2 separate regions of the Homo sapiens genome follow, and region 2 is linked to region 1. A link is a loop called in an ENCODE intact Hi-C map of the cell type or tissue named here. Cell type or tissue: mucosa of descending colon. All regions are shown on one strand.

Region 1 (5,000 bases):
AATAATAATAATAATAACTGGAAGATAAGCATACCTGAAGAGAAGAGAGCTGATGATTATTGAGCATCTGTGATGCACTCAATACTCATTTTGAGCCAAGGAAACTTCAGCTCAGAGAGGTTTTCTTGCCCATGGTTTGTCATAGCATGGAACGACAAACTGCTCCAAGGCAGGGCCTTCGATCCCAAGGCTTGTCCCCACCCTACCCTTCTCTCAGTGAGCTCAGACCTCTCTCAGAAGACATGGGGGCCCATCTTGGACCTCTGTGGTCCTGTCTGTGTCTACTAATATGCTTTCAATTGCCAGTCAAAAAAAAAAAAAAACCTCAAGAGAGTTTAAAAACAAGGAAATTTGTTATTTCACACACTAAAAACTCAAGAGGTAGAACAGTCCCGGGGTCATTAACTTGGCAGCACATGTCACCATGAGCACTGGCTCTTCCTGACTTTCTGCTCTGCCATCCTCAGCAGGTTGATCACAAGGTAGCCAGGGCACACTGAGGCATCCCATTGCCAACCTTCAAGTGCAACAGCAATGAAGGGAAGCCCCCTGCTGTGGATCTCTTTAATAATGAGAACATTTGTCCCAGAAGTCCCTAGACTTTCCTTTGCATCTCACTGGTCAAAGAATGGGTTAGGCTGGGGCATGGTGCCTCATGCCTGTAATCCCAGCATTTTGGAAGGCCAAGGCGGGCAGATTGCCTGAGGTCAGGAGTTCGAGACCAGCATGGCCAACATGTTGAAACCCCGTCTCTACTAAAAATACAAAAATTAGCTGGGTATGGTGGTGGGCACCTGTAATCCCAGCTACTCTCGGGAGGCTGAGGGAGGAGAACCACTTGAACCCAGGAGGCGGAGTTTGCAGTGAGCTGAGATCGCACCACTGCACTCCAGCCTGGGTGACAGAGCAAGACTCAGTCTCAAAAAAAATAAAAATGAAAAAGGGGGGGTTAAATGCTCAGACCTAAACCAACCACCAAGAAAAGGAAGGAGGAGTACCATCTTGGCTAGACTGGGGCCTGACTTCCTCTGAAGCAGATGGTAACCAGAGGAGTGTGGGCACACGGGGGGCTTAAGGCAGAAGTGGGGGTGCCATTGGCTCCTGGACAGAAGGCACTGCATGGCCACATCCGCCAATCCAGCCAGAGGTCTGAATGCTCCTACTTGTAGGGGTTCTTGTCCCCGGGGCAGCTCCCAGTGTGGACTCTGAGGACATGTGCCAGCTCCGTGTCCTTGTGGCTTAGATAAGAAGGGGTGAGGCACCGGCTCATACCAAAATGGGAACCTGCTGGCCTTATTGTGAGCTTATCTAGAGGACACACACGACCGACTTCATTAGAAAAATTGGGGGAAAAATCTTATTAAAGATTTGTTCTATCACATACCAGGGAAGCAAAGCCTTTCATGAAACCTAATGGGCAATACGGGTGATTTAAACAACTACACGGTACTGAGGTCTTTAATTTCCTGTAGGAAACCTGATGATTATCTGTCTGGAAATGCTTCAGCTCAAGTAGGGATATGTGCGAGTCAGAATGAAAAAGCTCTTTATATTTTCACACTTTAAATCCAGACCCTGTGAAAAGAGATCCTTGTCACGGGAGGCCAATCAAGTTCAGAGAGTCCGACTAACTTTGCCCTCCCCAAATGCCATCAAAGGCAAGTTGGGGCTCCATTAAATGGAGAAAACCAAGGGAGTGACCCCAAGGTCAGCAAGAGATACAAGAAAGAGAAAGACAGAGAGAGAAAGGTAGCAAAGCAAGAGAGACAGAGAAATGCTCCAAGAGACAGAAAGAGACAAAGAGCGAGAACAAGAGACCAGAGAATAGAAAAACAGACGAGAAGGAAAGAGGCAGACAGATGTGGCAAAGGAGGAGAAAGACACAGGGGAGAGAGAAAAACTGAGAAAAGGAGAGAAGAAAGAAAAGCAACAGAACTCGACAGACAAGAGATGGCTAATAATCACCTTTGCAAGATTTCTTAATGATACTAATATTTACCTGTTAGAATTTCCAGTTGTGAGTCCCCTTCTGAAAGCTGTCCTTGCTTTCTGTGTGAGGATAGAGATCTAGGGGTCACACATGTTTTTCTAGCCCAGCAGGATCCAGATGTTTCCAGTTCCTGAACTTGGGTCAAGATCCAGCGTTGAGAGGGTCATTATTCAAAGAGGCCTTGAACACACATGATGTTTAGTTAAACATGGGGTAAGAAAACAGCCAGGACACAAATGAGTTATTCTAATTTTGTGAGTTCAGACCTTTGAACTCAACTCCTCATTCTGGTCTCCTGGCTGGAATGAGGACAACAGTCTATAAACAATCCACATATTCTATCTTCCCTCATAGCACATGTAGGCATCTCTAAAAATAATTCCCAAAGTAGCTTAGGCTCCATTTCCCTCTATTTGTTGCCTAGAGAACTCTTATTCACCCCTCAAGGCCTTGTTCAAATGATCCTGCTTTAGGAGGCCTTCGCTGATCCCCAACATCCTCAAACAGGGTTAGCCATGCTGTATTCCCCTAATACTCTGTCGGGACCTCTGCTGAGGCCCTTCTCACATCACATTGTGATTATGTGTTTATGTTCTCCAGCATCTGGGACAATGCCAGGAACAAAGGAGGAACTCCATAAACACTCGTTGAATAAACGGTTGAGTAAATAAATAAGTCTGCCTCCCTGACAGGATTGTAAGCTGTTCAACTTGTATGGAATTAAGTTGAATCCCAGCACTTCAGAACAAAGGCGCACTTAGTGTCTACCTAGTTCAGCTCTCAATGATCAGTGTGTGGTTCATTACAAATACAAACAACTGAATCTAGCGCTCACCAAGCTCTTCTGACATCCCTGGAAATGCTTCTTTTTTTTTTTTTTTTTTTTTGAGACGGACTCTTGCTCTGTCGCCCAGGCTGGAGCACAATGGCACGATCTCGGCTCACTGCAACCTCTGCCTCCTGGGTTCAAGCGATTCTCCCACCTCAGCCTCCCAAGTAGCTGGGATTACAGGCATGCACCACCACGCCCAGCTAACATCCCTGGAAATACTTTTCTGACCTATGCCAATGTGTAAACATAGGAGAGTCTTAATGTATTTACTTTTCTGAATTTTCACGGTAAATGCTTGCTGATTATTAAAAGTTTGGGAAAAAATAGAAAACAATAAAGAAGCAGAAAGGTCACGTAAAATTCCTCTACCAAAGTAGGTATTGTTAAGATGTGGCATATTTCAGTCTTTTGCTATGCATTGTGTTTTCCTTATACAATTGAGATGACAATGTGTGTATATAGGTTTTAGAGCAGTTGTGCTGTAATTAGTGTGTACCTGATATTTTATGTTCTTGTTTCATTAAAGACAGTCTCATAGTGACAGTAAATCCCATCTCATTAACATATCAACATAACCCCACGTTTTTATTAGATAATGTCATGCTCCTCCCCCATCATATGTCTAGAATTTGCTTAGCCATTCACTCTTCTTAGGCAGTTGGGTGGTTTTCAGTTTTAGTTTCTGGCCATTTTAAGGATCATTGCTCTGAACTTCCAGGAAGTAGGTACATGTGGTTAGAGATAAAACTCCCAATAACATCATCATCCACAGACTCTCAAGTACTGCAGCTCAACCAGCTGAGATGGAAGTGAGGATAATGTGCTCCAGATCTTGCTAGCTGACTCCAGAGGTGGCTCTAGTGACAGTGGCACCCCTGTATCTGGATGTGCATAAAGCATGTGAGCTCAAGGAGGCTGGGACAGGCCTGTCTTGTTGCCCTTGGATTCCCCAAGCCCAGCACAGTGCCTGGCACATGACGAGTGAATGAACAAATGGTGCATGCTTGGACAGACGAATGCACTGTTATGCTCAGACACCTCAGCAGTGTGACTGGAGCCTCAGCCTTCTGTATGTTGTACTGTCTGGAACCCCAGGCCTCTGGGGAATTCTGGGAATGTTCCATGTTAGTGATAGGAAAGTGCTCTGAGCCTCTGGGCTAAAAGCACCGCCCTGCAGCCAGAGCATGCTCCCAGCTGAGCAGTAAATGTGAATGAACGGTGATGAGATGCTAAGGACAATGCTCCCCCAACTCCCAGTGCCCCCCTCCCACATGCCCACACATACCCACTTGCTGCCCACATGTGCCTCTCTCTGCTATCATCTGGGGTCACCTTCAGAGCGTCTATTTGGGCAGATAACCCACCAAGTTAGAAACAACATAATAGACACTTCACTTTGTCATCTGAGGAGCAGCACTACATGCTGGCCAACAAGACAGACCAGCAAGCCCAAGAGTGGCTTTCCAGTCATTTATTCCACAAACACTTCTTGGGCTTCTGCTGTGCCCAACCAGAGAATTAGAGATGAATAATATGTGTGTCCATCCTTGAGGAGTTCACCCTTATGTGCCAAATAGATTCGGCTGTGCCTCCAAAATCATCTCCTGGTCCAGCGTCTCCCCAGCTCAGGCAGATCCCCAGCATCCCCCAGAAGATGGGAGCCGTCCTTGGCACCCAATCCTGTGGACCCAGCCTTGAAGGTAGCTCTCAGCATCGCTTTCCTTCTCTCTCCACCTCCCTGTTCAGACTTAACCCAACACCTTCCTAACTGGTCCCACTCCCACCCCTCCAGCCCTCAAATCCATCTTCCACAGGGCAACAGAAAAGTCTTTTGAAAATGCAAATCTGGCCAGGCGCAGTGGTTCACGCCTCCAATCCCAGCACTTTGGGAGGCCAAGGTGGGCGGATCATTTGAGGTCAGGAGGTAGAGACCAGCCTGATCAACATGGTAAAACCTCGTCTCTACTGAAAATACAAAAATTAGCCAGGCGTGGTGACATGCACCTTTAATCCCAGCTACTGGGGTGGTTGAGGCAGGAGAATGGCTTGAACCCAGGAGGTGGAGATTGCAGTAAGCCGAGATTATACCACTGCACTCCAGCCTGGGCGACAGAGTTAGACTCTGTCAAAAAAAAAAAAAAAAAGCAAATCTGATCACATTGGTTCTCTGCTTAAAAC
Region 2 (5,000 bases), 310 kb before region 1:
ACCATTCACTTAATGGCTCAGACTGAAAACCCAGAGGGATCCTTGATCCTGTCCTTTCTCACCTCCCTCTCTGTCCAATTCATCAGAAGTCTTGTCCTGTCACAACCCCAAAGTCATTCTCAGCTTCATCTGTTTTTCAGCATCTCCATGCTAACACCCTGGTTCTAGGACATCATCAGCTCTTGCCTGGCCTAGGGCAGAAGAGTCTCCTAATAGTCTCCCTGATTCAGCTCCTGTGCTCCTGCATCCAAATAGATGTCTCCCTCACGGCTCATGCCTTTCCCTCCTTGCCCAGGTCACTGGTCACTGGCTTATCTTTTATTTATTTATTTTTTTGATATGTGTTTCGCTTTTATTGCCCAGGCTGGAGTGCAGTGGTGCGACCTCGGCTCACTGCAATCTCCGCCTCCGGGGTTCAAGCGATTCTCCTGCCTCAGCCTCCCGAGTAGCTGGGATTATAGGTTCCCGCCACCACGCCCAGCTAATTTTTTGTATTTTTAGTAGAGACGGGGTTTTACCATGTTGGCCAGGCTGGTCTCAAACCCTTGACCTCAGGTGATCCACCCGCCTCAGTCTCCCAAAGTGCTGGGATTACAGGCATGAGCCACTGCGCCCAGCCTGGCTTATCTTGTCTTAAGCAAGCCAAGCTCTTTCGTGGCCTCAGGACCTTTGCACACATGGGTCCCTCTGCCTGGGATGCCCTTTTTCTTTAAAAAAAAATCATTACAATTATTAACTTTCACTCTACTATTTGAGAGTAAATTGTAGACACTGTGACCCTTTATCCCAAATAATTCAGTGTGTCTCTCCTAAGAACAGGGACACTCTCTTGCATAACCCAGGTTCAGTGATCGACTGCTGGAAATTTAGCATTGATATCTGTATCTCATATAAATTCAACATTTAAATTTTCCCGATTGTCCCAGTGATGTCCTTTGTAGCATCACCCCCCACCCTCATCCTAATCCAGGGTCTCAAATTACATTTAGTTGTCATGTCTCTAGTTTCCTTCAATCTGGAACAGTTCCTCAGCTTTGTCTTTCATGGCATAAACGTTTTTAAAGGGACCAGGCCGGCTGAATGTCCCTCCGTGTGGGTTTGTCTGATTGTTTCTTTAACTTTTTCCTCATGCAGCTGGTTCTCTCTCACTCATCAGACCTCAGCTTAAATCTCACCTCCTCAAAAAGGCATTCCCAGACCACATTCTAAATGATATCTCCTCCTTTTATCTCAATCCTTTGTTTGCCAGTGTGGAATTTTTAAATTTGTGCTTATTTTTGCTCCACCTCCCTCAGTAGACTGTAAACCACTGGCTGCGTTTCTGTTGCTCATTTGCATCCCCAGTGTGTAGCATGGTGCCAGGTATATAACAGGCACAGTTGCCAAGCGAGTGAGTTCTTCAGCTGCTGACTAAATAAAGATGCTCAGTGGCTGTCTCCCCACCCCCTGAGCTGGCCTGGCTCCAGATAAACACGTGCACAAAGGCCCAGACTCAGGCTGGAGTAGAGCAGCTCTGAGGAGATGCTGGCCGTTTGTGCAAGCCTTGTGACTGGCTCTCAAACCCACAGACAGCATTATCTTTTTGACCGATTTGTTCACATCTGGGACCTGGTCTCACCCTCTGGGGACGTAGTGTGGTTGGATGGGGCTCAGTGTGTGATCATAAAAGGAGCCAGGCCGGCTGAGGCAGCCACTTAACTCACTAAAGCATCAGCCATTTACTTAACACTCTTGTGTTCCAGATGTTGAGATGACAAAGATGAATCAGGGTCCTTGTTTAGGAACTTGTAGCTTAGTAGGGGGACAGGCATGCAAATTGAAACAATACAGTACAGTAAATATACTGTGATGGAGACGTGTACACAGTGCAGAGGGAACCCAGAGCAGACAGCAGTTCATGCTGATCTGGGGATCAAGGCAGCCTTCAGAGAAGGTGATGTTTGATTTGGGCTTTGAAAGATATGTAGGAGTGCACCAGGTAGAGAAAGGGAGCTCAGGATTTCCAGACACAAAGGAAACCCAAAGACACAGAGATCTGGGAGGACACACTAGGGTTTGGTAGGGCTATGTTATGGGGTGGGAGGAGGAGGAGATAGGCTCATATTTGTCGTGGGTGGTCTTGATTCCAGACTGGGGAGTTTGGATGGGCCCTGAAGGCAGTGGGGCCACTGGAGGCTTTTACTAAGATCAGAGCCATGCTTTAACAAGATCATTCTGGGATCACTGCAGGAGAGGAGTGGGGTGTGTGTCTGTGTGGTGGGACCCGCTTATACTCGTTTGTCTCCCATCCTGCATCATGTGACCTGGGCCTCCTCCGTCTCCTCCATCCAGGTGAGTGAGGACTGGAAGTACGTCGCCATGGTGATCGACCGCCTCTTCCTCTGGATCTTTGTCTTTGTCTGTGTCTTTGGCACCATCGGCATGTTCCTGCAGCCTCTCTTCCAGAACTACACCACCACCACCTTCCTCCACTCAGACCACTCAGCCCCCAGCTCCAAGTGAGGCCCTTCCTCATCTCCATGCTCTTTCACCCTGCCACCCTCTGCTGCACAGTAGTGTTGGGTGGAGGATGGACGAGTGAGCTACCAGGAAGAGGGGCGCTGCCCCCACAGATCCATCCTTTTGCTTCATCTGGAGTCCCTCCTCCCCCACGCCTCCATCCACACACAGCAGCTCCAACCTGGAGGCTGGACCAACTGCTTTGTTTTGGCTGCTCTCCATCTCTTGTACCAGCCCAGGCAATAGTGTTGAGGAGGGGAGCAAGGCTGCTAAGTGGAAGACAGAGATGGCAGAGCCATCCACCCTGAGGAGTGATGGGCAAGGGGCCAGGAAGGGGACAGGATTGTCTGCTGCCTCCAAGTCATGGGAGAAGAGGGGTATAGGACAAGGGGTGGAAGGGCAGGAGCTCACACCGCACCGGGCTGGCCTGACACAATGGTAGCTCTGAAGGGAGGGGAAGAGAGAGGCCTGGGTGTGACCTGACACCTGCCGCTGCTTGAGTGGACAGCAGCTGGACTGGGTGGGCCCCACAGTGGTCAGCGATTCCTGCCAAGTAGGGTTTAGCCGGGCCCCATGGTCACAGACCCCTGGGGGAGGCTTCCAGCTCAGTCCCACAGCCCCTTGCTTCTAAGGGATCCAGAGACCTGCTCCAGATCCTCTTTCCCCACTGAAGAATTCTGCACCCTCTGGACTTCCCTCTTCTTCCTTCCTTTCTCAGGCTCAAGGTGTGGGGGGCAAGGCTGAGTATTAGGGGAGCTTCTGAGTTCTGAATCTTTGGGTGACCTGCTTGGAGTCTCAGGTCCAAATACTTGAAATCTGTGAGAAGTCCAAGTTCATGGGCTTTTGGAACTGGAAGAACTTTGTACAGCCATGGATTCCAACATAAGCCATGTTGCAGATGAAGAAACTGACCCACACGGTGAGACAAGCACAGGTGGGTCTGACTCTTCCTCCCTGCCCTGAGATCCATCTGTCGAGTGCCCTGTTTTTTCCCCACTTTGAACTGACTGGTTACTCTAAGGAAGTGAACTGAGGATGTTAGCTTTAAGCCAACCCAGCCTCTTTGTCCACAGCAGAGCTGAGGTGAACAGCTGGAACCCTGCTACATCCGTGCTGCTCCAGTCTGTTCTGCTCATGGCTCCATCCTTCTGGCTGTCACTCTTCCTCTTCCCCTTCCCAACCAAACCTGAGCAGCTTTGAAGCAGAACTTGGGAAGGACAGGGCTGCTGCTGCCAGCGACACCTCAGAAAGCATAGCCTCGGCTTCCTGCCCCATGTGTCCCTGGAAGCTGTACCCTGACTCTGCTTCCAGAGGCCAGCAGATGGTGGGTTACAGACGGGTCAGCCTGCCAAGTGCACCTGAGGGACCTGACCTGACACAAGCCATTTTGTCCCTAGAGCCCAGCTGGGACTCCTGCTTCTCTAGGCAGGGCAGAGGGAGGAGACACAGCACAGGCACAGAGCATGGGACAGGGACCCCCGAGTCTGGATTCAAGTCCTGGCCCTGCTAGTAACTCATGTGAGCCAGCTTGAGCAAGTCCCTTCATCTTGCTAGAGCTCAGCTTCCTTGCCTATAAAACGTAGGTGGCAATGCCCTCTTCCTGAGGTTGCTGGGAGGATAAGGCAGTGCTTGTGAAAAAGTCTAGCGCTGTACCTGGCACAGAGTAGATGCTTCATGAATGTTGAGTCTGACAGGCAACTGGAGCTGGTGAGAATGGGGTCCCCTGACTGTCATGCCAGCCTCCCTCCCAGGCCCACTCTTCCCCCCTCTTCCCTGAGGAAACCAAGTCTCCCTTATCAGGAAGAGCTGGGGGAGCTGGGAGGAACATTACAGGAACACCAGAGGGAGTCTAGCGGGTGGGCAGGCTTCTCTCTGCAGCCCCCTCAGCAGTTTCATTCCATTCCTGGGCTGAACCCTTGCCCTGGCCCTGCCTCCCTTCTGGGTCAGCACCTCCTGACACAGGTGTGTGCTCAGGGACCCCAGGCTCTAGTCCTGTACTGGCTGTGGAAGCCTATCACTGGGACAGGAAGCCAGTGGCTGCAGGAGACAGGCCTCAGCGCATCTCGTCTGTCAGGATGGGCTCACGGACACCTTTTCTTGGTAGCAGGGAGTGTCTCTGCACTATGGAAACTTTCCCTCTTCTAGAGCGGATTGGGAGTTGCCTGTATTATGCCTGAACCCTCCTTGAACTCATGGTCCTGGGGAAGGCGTCTTGGAACCAGAAACAGCAACAGGAAAGGAGCCTCCCTCTGAAGGGTAGGATGCCGGCCTGAGGCCCTCCCTCTTGGCTCTCCCAGGGCCTGGGCTACCCCGAGGCCCCAGCAGCTGCTGCTGTGGCTGTACTTGCTTTTAATATTTCCCATACATGGCTGTTGTCCAAGTTAAGTCACCAAATGGTGCTAGAGGGGATGGCAGAGAGCAGCTTGTCCAGCTCCTCTCCATGACCCGGTTAACACACGAGTAAACAGGCCTAGAGCTTGTCTGCTGTTTGACCTCTTTTA

The links. Peaks named below come from ENCODE experiments on the same cell type or tissue, not always from the same donor. Only the 100,000 strongest peaks of a DNase experiment are listed, where the experiment ranks them.
Region 2: it touches region 1 in a loop (2.9-fold over the local background); 46 of 110 quality-filtered maps call a loop at or near these places.

The regions. Positions count from the first base shown.
Region 1 is chr1:154,882,890-154,887,889 of GRCh38, forward strand. No RefSeq gene overlaps it. Among named protein-coding and RNA genes, the nearest start is that of KCNN3, 15 kb to the left of the region's middle. In mucosa of descending colon, no CTCF peak of the experiment used is centred here; no DNase peak of the experiment used is centred here.
Region 2 is chr1:154,573,431-154,578,430 of GRCh38, forward strand. CHRNB2 (cholinergic receptor nicotinic beta 2 subunit) reads left to right here. Exons shown (of 6, transcript NM_000748.3): 6 at 2,332-5,000. The coding sequence ends at 2,502. Among named protein-coding and RNA genes, the nearest start is that of CHRNB2, 8.2 kb to the left of the region's middle. RefSeq lists a silencer at 1,343-1,637. In mucosa of descending colon, no CTCF peak of the experiment used is centred here; a DNase peak (open chromatin) is centred at 3,017.